Linked DNA regions of Homo sapiens: region 1 is linked to region 2. The links are chromatin loops, found by intact Hi-C in ENCODE. Cell type or tissue: heart right ventricle. All regions are shown on one strand. Links, peaks and the distances in the headings refer to the core of each region. The heading gives the core; the rest is flanking DNA.

Region 1 (8,047 bases), core at 1,207-6,206, 280 kb before region 2:
CCATGGGCATAAAGATAGCAACAACAGACACTGAGGACTATTAGAGGGGAGGAAGAGAAAGGAGCAAGGGTTGAAAAACTAACTCTTGGGTACTATGCTCACTATCTGGGTGACAGGATCATTCATATCCCAAACCTCAGCATCATGCAGTATACCCACGTAACAAAGCTGCATATGTACCCCTGGAATCTAAAATAAAAGTTGAAATTATGAAAAATAAAAAAAAGTTACAGATATTCTAATAAAGAAATATGAATTTATAAAAATAAAATAAAATAAGCATGAGATCAAAATGAGACAAGTACATAGGCGAAACCATACAACTGATGTGTGTGCTATGGAAGCATCACAGACTTAGCCCTTGATTTTTTATCTGCCAACTGAAGGGAAAATCTAGGGTACATAATTCATTGCATCCCTAAGATAAAAAAGAATCATTTTCCAGGTGGCTTACACACATTCTTGATATGAAGATTGTCCAAGGATTTTACTCTAATAAATCATAAAGATAAAAGAATGCCACATAGTCAAGAATACCCTTAACAAAAATGTAACAATGAACTTAATAGGCCTGTTTTGATCATGACTTTTCATATAACTTGATAGCATGCCACTAAAATAGAATTTAAGAACAGCAATTTTGCAAGAGACCAACCAAATGTGCTTTCTACTGATCTGGTTAAGTTATAATTTTAATATCTAAATCCAGAAATCTTTGAATATTGATTTAGTATGTAGGTAACTACTGAGTGGCTACAAGCTTAAGACTATTCACTAGCAAGTATTTGGAATGCATTACTTTCTGTTGCCAGGCATAGATAAATCTGCATGCGTTGACAGTCAACCTGATTAAAATAAGGGTGAATTTCAGTCTGGCTTTTGAAGCCCATGGCTGCAGCTAAGAGGCCAGCATTCTTCCTTCCCACTAGCAGGGCTACGACATTCAACTTCTACCTTCTCTGTAAAACACGAAGTGTATGACATGTCCCAGTTTTTCTTTTGTTTTATTTTCAATTCACTCCTACATCCAATGGAACTTTACTTTTCAAAACAACAGAATATAATAATTTGACATTACGGAAATGTATTATTAAGAAGTTTAGTTGCATCAGGAGAGTCACCCAATCAAGGAAGTTAACAAAAGCATTTGTGAATCCAGGTCGCTTCTCTCTCTAGCCTAGAGCTTTTGAGTTTGGGTTTATGAATCCTCATAGGCCAATTAGCTTAGCTGGTTAGAGCCTGGTGCTAATGATGCTAAGGTCAGAGAGTTGGTCCTCTGGGAGTCAGTGCACTTTGAGTAGAAAAAAATAGCACAAAATCATTTCCACAGCCATACCTTGGACCTTTAACCAAAGTCATCCATCTCTCAAAGCCTCATTCTTAATCCCAACTGAGACTAGATAGGAGCGCGTGGCTGGCTCAAGGCCACTTTTCACTAATATCTGATTTTCTGATGGTGGGCTACTTCTAAAAAGAAGAAATTTTATGACTTCTGCCTTTTAGTCAAATTAGATATGCTGTTTCCATGCCAAATATACATTGATTTTTCCAAGTTAATTTCTACTCAATTCAACAGAGATAATGAAATCCAGATGTAAGAAGGCAAATACTAACATTTATTGAACATCTATTCTGTCAGGCACTTTTGGATACCTTATATACATGAAATTATTTAATACTCACATCAACCCTTCTGGAGAATGGACATACATGTGCATATAAATAATTATGTAAATAAATATAAATAACTCTAAAACTGGGTTTCGTGTATTGGAATCAGACAGACTTGAATTTAGTTCCCAATCCCTTAATAACTATAGTGTTAGGTAACCTTATGTGAGGTTTTTTTTTTTTTTTTGGTAGGTAAATGGGGGATATTAATAATACCTATCTCACATCATAAAGATAATGTTAAAATTAAATGGAAGGATATACACTAAATTTTTAGCATAGTACCTAGGATACAGAAGTATTCAAGAGAGAAGGGAAGAGACAAGAAGAGAGGGGAGGGGAGGGGAGGGGAGGGAAGAGGAGGGGAGGGAAGGGAAGGGAAGGGAAGACTCAAGTAACTGAGTTTTTCCATGTTCTTGTACCTTGAGAGTGAGACAACAATATTTTAATAAATATTAACAAATCAATAGATTTGTTTTTTTCTGTAAAGGGTAAGATAGCAAATATTTCTGACACCCGCATCCCCAACCCCAACAACTACTCAAGTCCACCAAGAAGCAGCTGTAGACAAACAAATGGGCATGGCTGTGCTCCAATAAAACCTTACCAAAAGCAGCAGAAAGCCAGATTTGTCCCACAGGCCATAGTTTGCCAGCCAACCCTTGGTCTAAAACTGTTTTATGCTCTTTGGTTACAAATTAATAAACTACTAAATTTAACTTTGCAAAGTGAGACTTTTCAATTCTGAATGAGCTTTAATGTTGCATTACTGTTAATTTTCTATTGCTATCTTTCAAAGCTTCTTTGTTCAGCTAAATTTGACCATAATTACAATGTTGTTAGAAATGAACAAAGAAGTAGGGAACAAGATAAGTTTAAAAGAATTTACCAGGAAGAAGAAATCTCAGCATACATCATTTCTTATATATCAGATTATTTAAAATTAATAAATCAACACAAAGGATTTGGATTTTGAAATTAGGTACTTCAGAGTACATAGTTCATCTTATTTCTAGAAAAAATCATTGCTTGTATAGGGGTTATGGAAATCTCTGGATTTTTCCTGCCACCTAAACATTCTGAGGCCCAAGCGCTAGTATCTGTCCTCTGCAGGAGAATATTCTCAGCCTCATTGGCAAGATTGTAGTTCTGAGTCTGACATTCAAGTCTTTAATCCATTTTGAGCTGATGTTTGTATAAGAAGGGTCTAACTTTATTCTTCTGCAAATGGATATTCAGTTTTCCCCAAGTCATTTGCTGGAGAAACTGTCTTTTCCCCAGTGTATGTTCTTGGCACCTTTATCCAAAATCTGTTGGCTGTAAATATATGGGTTTATTTCTGGGTTCTCTATCCTGTTCTTTTAGCCTATGTGTCTGTTTTTATGCCAGTACCAGACTGTTTGGGTTACTATAGCTTTATAGTATATTTTGAAGTCAGGTAGTGTGATGCCTTAAGATTTGTTCTTTTCACTCACGCTTGCTATGGCTATTCAAGGTTTTTGTGGTTCCATGTGAATTTCAGAATGCACATAAATATTCTGAGGTATTATCTTAACTGATTTATAACTTATTTACAAAAGGACATAATTTTTAATACTCTTTTCTGGTCTTGATACAAAGAGTTTCCACTAAAGATAAGAAGTGGTCATTCATTAAATAAAATGTTTCAAAGTCCAATAAATCCTAACATCATTTAACTTAGCATGTGTAAGCCACGTTTGCATCAGTTAGAAAAATGGTGGATGCTTTACACAAAGAGGGAAATCTTGCAAAGAAAGAAGAGGAAAATGCCAGGGCCTTTGTCAATATTTTGATAAAACACATAAAAATAGAATAATTTTATTTTGTTTCATCTGTTTCCGTTTGGTCTGCCTCTTATATCAAATACATTTTGCACCTCCGAGCTCAGTGACTACTCAGTGATTTTTATTTTGTTATTATTTTCTTTTTCTACTTAAGTCTGGAATATTTTGAAAGAAGAATGTTGGCTACTTCCTAACTTAGACTACCCTAATAGGGCCACAAGATTCATACAAGAAAAGATTTTGCCATTTCTTTCTATAAATCTCTGACATCACCCCAAAACTCAGGTGAAGATTTCATTGTGCGCTATCTGCTAAGAATGACACCATATTTGTATCACTGTGATTTCTGTTCCCTGGTTCAACTGATTAGAAATAGGTGAGAATGAGTCTATCCTCTCCCCACTGTCTCACAGCTATGTGGTGAAGAACATCTGCTTTCTTCTCCCTCTCACATGTGTTTAGGCAATGCTAGAATATTTCTCCTTACTTGTGACAACTTCAGTTTCTTAGCATCCAGGAGAAATATTATTTTAAAATAATAAAATACCAGTTTTAGAGAAGAATGGCTAAAAAATTAAACACTTAAGATGGGAGTAATTTCTGGCAAGTCCATTCATTCATTCATTGCATCTGAATATACATATTCTGTCTCCCCAAACTCAAGACCTCACTGAGAACGTTCCATTTAGCAAACTCTATATAATGACATCTAAGAGGAGTCCCACTAATCAGTTTCCAGTTCCAAAGGGTCAGCACAATCCAATTATTCTGAAAATCTGGTAAGTGCAACACATAAGAAACTTTTTACCATTTCATGTGCATCATATGGCACTGCCAAAATGCTTTGGCAAATTTGCTTATGGATTATTTAAAAAATCAAATTTGTTTGGCATTATTAATATCTAACAAAGAAATACCATTGTTCAAAGGAATGGAACAGCATGTCTCTTCACCTTCAACTCAAAAACAGAAATATGACTTGGGTCAGTGGACATTTACAGGAAGGTAACAAACCTGGTTGAGAGAAACATGCTATATTTTTCCAAAATGTCAGCCATGTGGATGGCAAGTGAAATAGGCCTAAGACTTGAAAGAACTTTGACTTCATCCAATGGAGATTAGACTCCAGGACAGTAAGATTTAAGATTAATGCTTATACTTCTTTGAAGCCATTACATGTAGTTGCTTTGGCTAAGATATTAATATAAGTTAGGAGGATTATTAGAAACCAGTATAATTATATAATGTGCCTAGGCCCATAGGGCCATACAATTTTTTTATGATAAACATAGTGGTTGACATTTAAATTGTTTTCTTTTCAAAGCCAACCTTATATTTAATATCTTATTTAGTCTACTTGAACTTTGGGAAGCTGGTAGGTTGAACCTTAGTATTTCTACTTAATATATAAGAAAACTATTACCCAAGATGGTTCATACTACCTCTGTTCAGAGAAGTGGATAGTAACAGGATTCACATTTCAACCATTAAATCTTCCAAATTTAATTTTTTTTTCCAATAGCAAAAGTTGTGCCTTTTTAAACTAATGCTTAGAGGTGAGTCCTAATATTTTGCTGGTGATTCTTCTTCAAATAGTTTTTAATATTCACCTGACATTATCATTGTATAGGCAAAAACAATATACACAAGCACAAAGACCATGTCAAAGTCCAATACGCTACAAGAAGAAAGTGATTTCTTCATATTTTGAATTTTTCTTTGTCACTTTAAACTCTACAGCCACTGTGATTCTATGGAAACACACAAACAAGGGAAACCAAACAGGAAGCGCTCTATTTTCTTATTATCAGCAGGAAATTTAGCTCAGGAAGTACAATAAAACCTTGGCCATTCAGAATCCTTAGGGAATAGATCCTTCCAGAAAACCAAGCTTTGCAAATCTCTGAGGGCAAATCCCCTTAAGTCTTGAAAACAGGTTATTTAATTGTTTTGAATTGAAACATTTTGAAATGTACTAGGCATTCCCTGCATGTTTAACTGAATTAGTTATTTCTTGGTCAAAGATCTTTTAACGCAAATCATTTACTATATACTACCTAAATGCCCTTAGATTCAACCGCGGAATGTAAGAAGACTTCAACGATCAATTAAATCACCCAAGTTTGCATGTGTGTATATGTGTATGCATGCTAATTGTGTTTGCTTTTGGAAGATTTTCTGTCACTTTCCTTGCAATCAACTCTTGTTCATTCTTTAATAAGTAAACCCTCTTTCCCCTTTTAATTCGCAAAATTGAGTATAGATAACCAAGCCTGTTAAAATTGAGAATAGGCTACAGGTGGAAACCTGAGGTCTTCTATGTACAGCTAGAATATGGCTTTATCTCATGGACTCTGTGATACCTCAGTAAAATGAAAATCAAATAAGTATTCTTTATTTTGCAGTCTGGATCCAATTAGTGTTCTTAACTGTGTAGACACAGTCTAAGACAGAATGGTGTTAACAAATTTAAACATAATGGTTTATAATAATGGTACAATAGACATGCATGTGAATTCAATGATAGTTTGGGTCCTTGGGTTTAAGAAAATAAGCTCATATTCAAATTTTTCTTGGAATCAAAACTATCATAACTTGTAATTTTAAAACTACCAAGTTAAATTTCAGCAATTAATGCATTAATTCAGAAATATCTACTAAATGGTAATTATGTGCAGGCACTGCCTTGTGTTCAATGTACCAATAAATTGAGCCACATTGACATGTGTATTCTTAGCCAATTTTATTAGTTTGGCCATTATTTATAAACAATTTATTAATTTCATTAATTTAAGCTGTTATTTATTTAGTTATTCATGCAAGTGTCTTCTATTTGCAGAGATTATGCCAGATCTTGAGGAATTAATGGGAAACCAAAATAGATATGCCCCCAGCTTCTTATGCAGCCAGTGTATTCTTGGGGGAGTGAGACAATAAAATCATCAGCAAATATGTAAAAACACACTATGGTCAGGACAATGTACAGGAGGTAGAGAGGCTCATGAGAGCACATTCCTGAGCACTTGAGTGGGATGTCAGCGAGTCTCCTGCCAGATAGTCAAAGTTTAAGGTAAAAGTGAATGAGTTAACCAGGTAAAAGCAAAGACTCTGGGGCAGGGCTGGGATACATGTAGGGTACCCACAGAGGACTGCATGACTGAAGCTCAGAAACTGAGCAAGAGAATGGAGAAATGTGGAGACTTGAGGGGCTGGCCAGATGATAAAGAGCCTTATAAACCTTGTAGAATAGATTCTCTCAGAGATATTATTTTTAACCTACCTATGGGAACTTACTGAAGTAGTAACTTGTTTTCAAAGTGCAATAGAATAATTTCATATTAAAATATGAATGAATTTTACATTTTACATGAAATATAAAAGTAGAGAAACATGTATTGAAATGCCCTCCATGATCTCTTTAACCATTCCTGCATCCTACATGGATGTACCTTGATATGAACTCCTATACCTACTTCATTCAATACCATGCAACTTCAATTTCTGCTTTATGCTTTTCTGTGTTGCTTCCCATCTAGAAAAGTAATATAAGATGATCTCCAAAATACACTCAGTATCAAGTCAAGAGAGGGCTCATCTAGATAGAGCAGGAAGAGATCAAGAGCACCCCATCCTGACTGAAGGGGAAAGATACCAAAAGGACATGCCAAATTAAAGAATGATATGGAAATCTCTACAATGAGGGATTTCAGAAGAAAATGGAGCCATGGATTATGAGCTCAATTAAACTCTTGGAAAATATTATAGGTAAACATTTAATATATGTGTCAGAACACTTGGGGAAAAATTGTAGTGAGTACATAGAAAACTAAGAAAACATTTTAAAGATAATAATTCCCTTCAGGAAAAAGTAAAGAATTGTATAAAAAAAGGAAACAAAGTTGTAGTGTACCTCTTTGTTCAGGAGAGGCCACTTCATGTAAATATGTACAACTGGACACAAGAAGAGACTGAAAGTAGGGTGTGTGTACATGTGTGTGGTATAAGATAATTAAATCTTCATAAGCAGCTTATATATTCAATAGCTTATATATTGATAAAAATCACTATTAAATATTATTTCAGAATATAGATTTAACTTATATTATATTATTATAATACTTAATGTAATTAACCCAAAGAAGTGAAACTAGTAAGTATAGAAGGGAGAAGAGAGCTACTATTTTTGTTTATAAATTTTATAGGACAATTTGACATTTTAAGACATACGGATATGATGTTTTCATAAATATTAACTTTAAAAACAGGCATATGCATATATTTCTCAAATTATTTGAATTTATCTGATCAGTGGAAACTAGAATTTGGACTAGCATTTAGACAAAATTGAAAACAAGATAAGTCATTTTGGAAAGAGGGTACTGATATTTTCAAAGCTCTGCTCTTTCCGCATTTATTCTCGTATAATTGTCTTTTTTTTTTTCTACAGCAGTTCAGGAATTGCTAATACTACTCTTGAGGTCATTTTTGGAGGTGTGAGTTTAAATGGAAAATATCTGTCTTGAAAATCTGCCAACAGATGACAAGTAAGGAAAGGGATAACTTGCAGCTCC
Region 2 (5,000 bases), core at 1-5,000:
GAGAAGTTTTTAAAAATTAGCTGGGCATAGTGGCATGCACCTGTAGTCCCAGCTACTGGGGAGGCTGAGGTGGGAGGATCCTTTGAGCCCAGGAGGTCAAGGCCTCAGTGAGCCGTGATTGTGCCACTGCACTCAGCCTGGGCAACGGAGCAAGACCCTGTCTCAAAAATAATAATAATAAAAGACATAGATCTCTTTTGTGTCTGGAAAGCAGACCATAAGAAGATCTACATTTTATTTTTTAAAATAGGATTTTTTCCCCCTAGCCTTGAGGCAGGATCATTTCTAAAGAGGCTCAGATTTGAAGGGAAAAAAAAAAAAAAAGATGAAGTCATAAATCCTTCCCCCAGGAAAAGAAAGAAAAACAAAACATAGCATTAAAAATTTTGGCAGATGGATGATCACCTTCATGTTTTCCTCAAGGCTGTGTTAAGGTTACATTTCTCCTGTCAAAAACACAACCAGGAATCCGTTCCCTGCTATGTAGAAGTGGAGGAAGTGAATGGCTGAAATACAATGACTGAGAAGAGGCCAGGCTCTGTGAAAAGGGGACCTGGATTCCATTCCTAACATTTAACAATTTAAGGTTTCTAGGGGTCAGTTTCCTCTAAGAGTACCAGACTAAATAATTTAAAATATCTCTTTTTAATCCTCAAAAATTCCAAGTCTATACGGTTCCCATGATCTGATAGATTCAATGATTTTTTTTTTTTTTTTTTTTGAGACGCAGTCTTGCTCTGTCCTGTAGGCTGGAGTGCAGAGGCACGATCTCGGCTCACTGCAACCTCCGCCTCTCAGGTTCAAGTGATTCTCTTGCCTCTGCCTCCCAAGTAGCTGGGATTAGAGGCGTCCGCCGCGACCCCTGGTTAATATTTGTATTTTTAGTAGAAATGGGGTTTTACCATGTTGGTCAGGCTGGTCTTGAACTCCTGACCTCAGGTGATCGGCCCGCCTCGGCCCAAAGTGCTGGGATCACAGGGGTGAGCCACCATGCCCGACCTAGATTCAGTGATTCTCAAATAACCTAGGATGCTCTGATAAACCCCAAAGTCACTTACAATTCAGTTCAAATGCCATTGAGCACATTAGTCCAGCACGTTTATCTTTCCTTCCAGGACTGGTGCAGACTCATTTATGGAGCTCAGGAACTGAGCTCCAACACTTTCTCAGCCCTAGGACTGTGAGCAAGGTCCTTTTTTTTCCCCAAATAAATCCACCCCTCCAAACTGTTTATTGAAATTTCTCTTACCTGTCTTAGCAGAGATTCCCAAGCACTCCTGTGCTCTTTTTGTCACTTATTAAAAATCAGATCAGAAAAAAGAGGGAAACAAATGTCTTTGCTCTATGGTGTGAAGGTTCATTCATCCACATGTATTGCTGAGCGCTCCTACGTGTGCCTGACATAGGGAAGGGATGACTGGCACGGCCTGTGTTTCCACAGAGCACATATTCTACTGGCAGGGATAGAACTGTACAGGAGAATAAACCTGGTAATATGAGAGACTGAGGATGGGGCTGGGAAGGTGGTTCATAGGGGATCTCAATTAATAAAGGGCCAGCAATTGTGAACATTACATGGGAAAGCATGCCAGGAAGAAGAGAAAGTTGCAGAAGGCCTACAGTAGGCATGTATTAGACAGACAGAAGATTACTGATGCTAGGAAATGTTGCAAGAGGCATGCCAAGATTGAGATCAGAGTGGTCATCCTGAGCCCACAGGCCCTTAACTCAGTGAGGAGTTTAGTTTTTATTCTCAGTCTGGCAATATGATTTGATACAAATTGTCAAAAGATTCATTTGGCTGCTGGTAGAACGTGGATGACAGGAAGTATGATTAGAAGCAGGGGACCTGTAAGGAGGCCCTTGAGATCCAGCAGAGAGGGCATGGCCACCTGGACCAGGGTGGAGGAGGGCGAGCCGGGAGTCGAGAGTTCCAAGTAAGTGACATAAAGGACTAACTCTGCTCTTCCTCACAGTTGCAGGGCATTTTTTTTTTTTAAGTGGACTTAAGATTCCAAACAAGTGACATACAAAGCAAATTTTGATTTTCCCCTTGGCTGTATCCTTCCAAATGAGTCATGTCTGCATCTACTTAAGCAGACTGGGACACCACTTCCCAGCTCAAGAATGCCACCCGCATGTGCTATCACAACAGCTTTGATGAGGCTTGGCCACCAGGCCCTGGGTCCTGACCACTTGCAAGTGGGCCACACCTTGATAGCAGCTGCATGACAGCACCCACTAACTTGAGGAAGCCAGCCGAGGGGCCAGCTTCCTGAGCGTGATTCAAACCGGAACTAAGGGTGCAGCTGACAAGAGTTTGTCAACAGCCATTGAAGTAAGTGAGTTATGAGGTTTCAGGTTGACATTAGGTAGCTGCTGGTGTGGGCAGCGCAGTGTTGTTTTACAACTGAGGTCTTTACTTTCCTGTTTCCTCCCAGAACAGAATTTCATCTAATTGGGAGGCAGAAAATAGGTAGCTGGTTTTCAGGAAAACTGAGAAATTGAGTGGATTTATTCAGATCTGAAACTGTTCATGCTTCCCCCTCCCCACTCCATGGCTTCTGTGGTTAAGAGCTCAGTCCTTATCCTCCAATGCAAAATGGTCCTCACCTCCAGCTTGTAAGAAACAAGAATCCTCTCCTGATGCCTGTAGTCTAGGTTAGGAAATCTCTCTTCCCTAGACCCCGCTCTTTACCCGCTCCTGCTGCACAACTGTAATCCAGTCATGAACTGTGTGTTTTGAGGTTTCATGTCTATCACCCTTTGCAGAACACACTCTCAGATCCATAGCAGCTGCAAATACGCCCATCCTGTTTACTATTACATCTCTAACATTTGGTAACCTGTAACCTGTAACGATGGCTACTCACCACAAATATGTAGACTAAGTATACGAATGAATGAATGAATGATGACACAGTTGCCTTTAGCATCTAAATGTCTAGACACAGAAAGCAACTCAGACCACTCCTTGCTGTGAACCAAGCTGTACGAAGATCATTTCAGATTTACTTTTCTTTTTCTGTTCCTATGTTTTCTGTTTCTATGTTTCTTGCCATTGTGACTTACATTTCCCTTCAAACAGCCTTGCAACATTATGGGCTTGGCTGAAGCTTGCCAAAAAGGAAACAGCACAATCCTAACACGGGTAAGCAAGCAGGTCTGCTGATAATACTTAAAAGGTGGGAGGAGCAGGGGAGGCAGAATTGTAATGCTCTCTTGCTTGGGAGCACTTGTCTCCCAGAGGAAGGGTTAGATCACTCAACAAAATATGAAACCAGAGAGCAGAGTAGTTTTGAAAAGTTAAAATATTTAGATATGAATAATTTTCAGAGGAAAGATAGCAGTAAAGGTTGGAGGGGTGGGGCTGGTGCAAGAAGAAATAAATCTTATCAAAGGCAGCCTTGGGAGCTCAGGCAGATAGGATAAGAGATAAGTCCCTTTGCAGAGTTAGTCACACCCTCCCACATACAATTCACTTGGCAAAGGTTCCTTTACTAACAAAGCAGGTGCATGTTTTAACCAAAAAACAGTGCAGTGCAACAGCTAGGGTGGCTATAAATGTAGTTTTAAACACTTTTTTTTTAAAGCAGGATATAACAAAACATCGTCTATAGGAAATCTGAAAATATAGGGTCTTATGGCCACAAAGCAAGTCCAAGTTTTCTCGTCGAACTTTAAATGATGGACAGTTTCTGAAAAGGGGCATTTGGACCTTAAGTCGGAGACAACAGAGCTGACATTCCTCCCAAAGCTCTGTGGAGTGGAAAACAGATGGTGATTCCAAAGCAAGAATCTGAGGAAAGGAGCCAGGTTGAGATGAGAAAGGGGCAATTAACAGTGAGAAAACCCAGTTCCTTTCCTTCAGCTCTTCAGACGAATCCAACAGAACTTCTTTTCCTCTGCTCCAGTTATTAGGTTGGTACAAAAGTCATTGCGATCTTTGCCATTACTTTCAATGGCAAAAACCGCAATTACCTTTGCAACAACCAACCTAATGTAAGGACATGCTACCTGGGAGACTCTGCTCATGGATGATATTAATGTTTCTGCCTCTGCCACTCAAAGTCAGCCCTACAAGTTACTATCCCCTAGCAAGGGAGCTACTCAGGGTTTAGAAACAAAGAACATTAAAAAGGCCTGTACATAGTGGTAGAATAACCAAATCAGCCTTTCAAATGCAAGGCAAAGAAGCATTCTATACTCACAGCCCAAATAAACAAAAGCAGTTTACCTCCAATGCAACCTAGAGTCCTAGCCTCGCCCTTTCTCTCCCTCTGGACTGAGACCTCTTTATTTCCTCTGTAGTTTCTCGGTGTCTCTTCTTTTCTCTTTTGCTTCCTCTCCCATTTCGTTTACTGACCATTATCAAAATTTAAAATTAACTTTTAAACACCCATTTTGTGTAATTTTTAAAAAGTATGATGTTCATGCTGATCATGTCATTCCTGTATTGAAAATCTCTCAATGATCCCCACTGTATATACCACAGGATTCAACCAGAAGAACAGAGAAGCTCAAAGCCTCTCATAGCCAGCCCCAATTTGTCCCTCAAACATCCTGCACTTCAATCAAACCAGACAGAGTACCAGTTGTTCTCACTTGGATTGTTCTTTAAACACTTCCCATCACCTACAAATAATGAAATTTTATCTTCTCTTCACAGCCTAAAATCAGCCAGTACCTTTTCTATCAAGCATTGCTACACTGGGGAATCAGAATTCAAATGTTTTCTGTATACACAGCACTTCTGTATACAAACACATATATGTGTCTTTGAACATATATTTATTTACTTTATTATCCAGTAGGCAACTGGTAGACCCAGAGTGTAAGACTTATTTCCTCTAACCACACACACACACACACACACACACACACACACACACAGAGAGAGAGAGAGAGAGCAAGAGGGGGGAGAGAGAGAGAGAGAGAAACACAGACAGTGCCTATTATCTTATCTTAAATATAATAGATGTATCTTTAGGAAGCAGAAG

Evidence for each region. Peaks named below come from ENCODE experiments on the same cell type or tissue, not always from the same donor. Only the 100,000 strongest peaks of a DNase experiment are listed, where the experiment ranks them.
Region 1: it touches region 2 in a loop (2.6-fold over the local background); 5 of 110 quality-filtered maps call a loop at or near these places.

Annotation. Positions count from the first base shown.
Region 1 is chr2:221,230,863-221,238,909 of GRCh38, forward strand. No RefSeq gene overlaps it. Among named protein-coding and RNA genes, the nearest start is that of EPHA4, 340 kb to the right of the region's middle. In heart right ventricle, for the core only: no CTCF peak of the experiment used is centred there; no DNase peak of the experiment used is centred there; H3K27ac peaks cover 1,749 bases.
Region 2 is chr2:221,515,652-221,520,651 of GRCh38, forward strand. All of the region lies in intron 3 of EPHA4 (EPH receptor A4), which reads right to left. Among named protein-coding and RNA genes, the nearest start is that of EPHA4, 54 kb to the right of the region's middle. RefSeq lists enhancers at 1,515-2,714, 1,688-2,189, 2,038-2,332, 2,190-2,689. In heart right ventricle, for the core only: no CTCF peak of the experiment used is centred there; a DNase peak (open chromatin) is centred at 2,239; H3K27ac peaks cover 2,064 bases.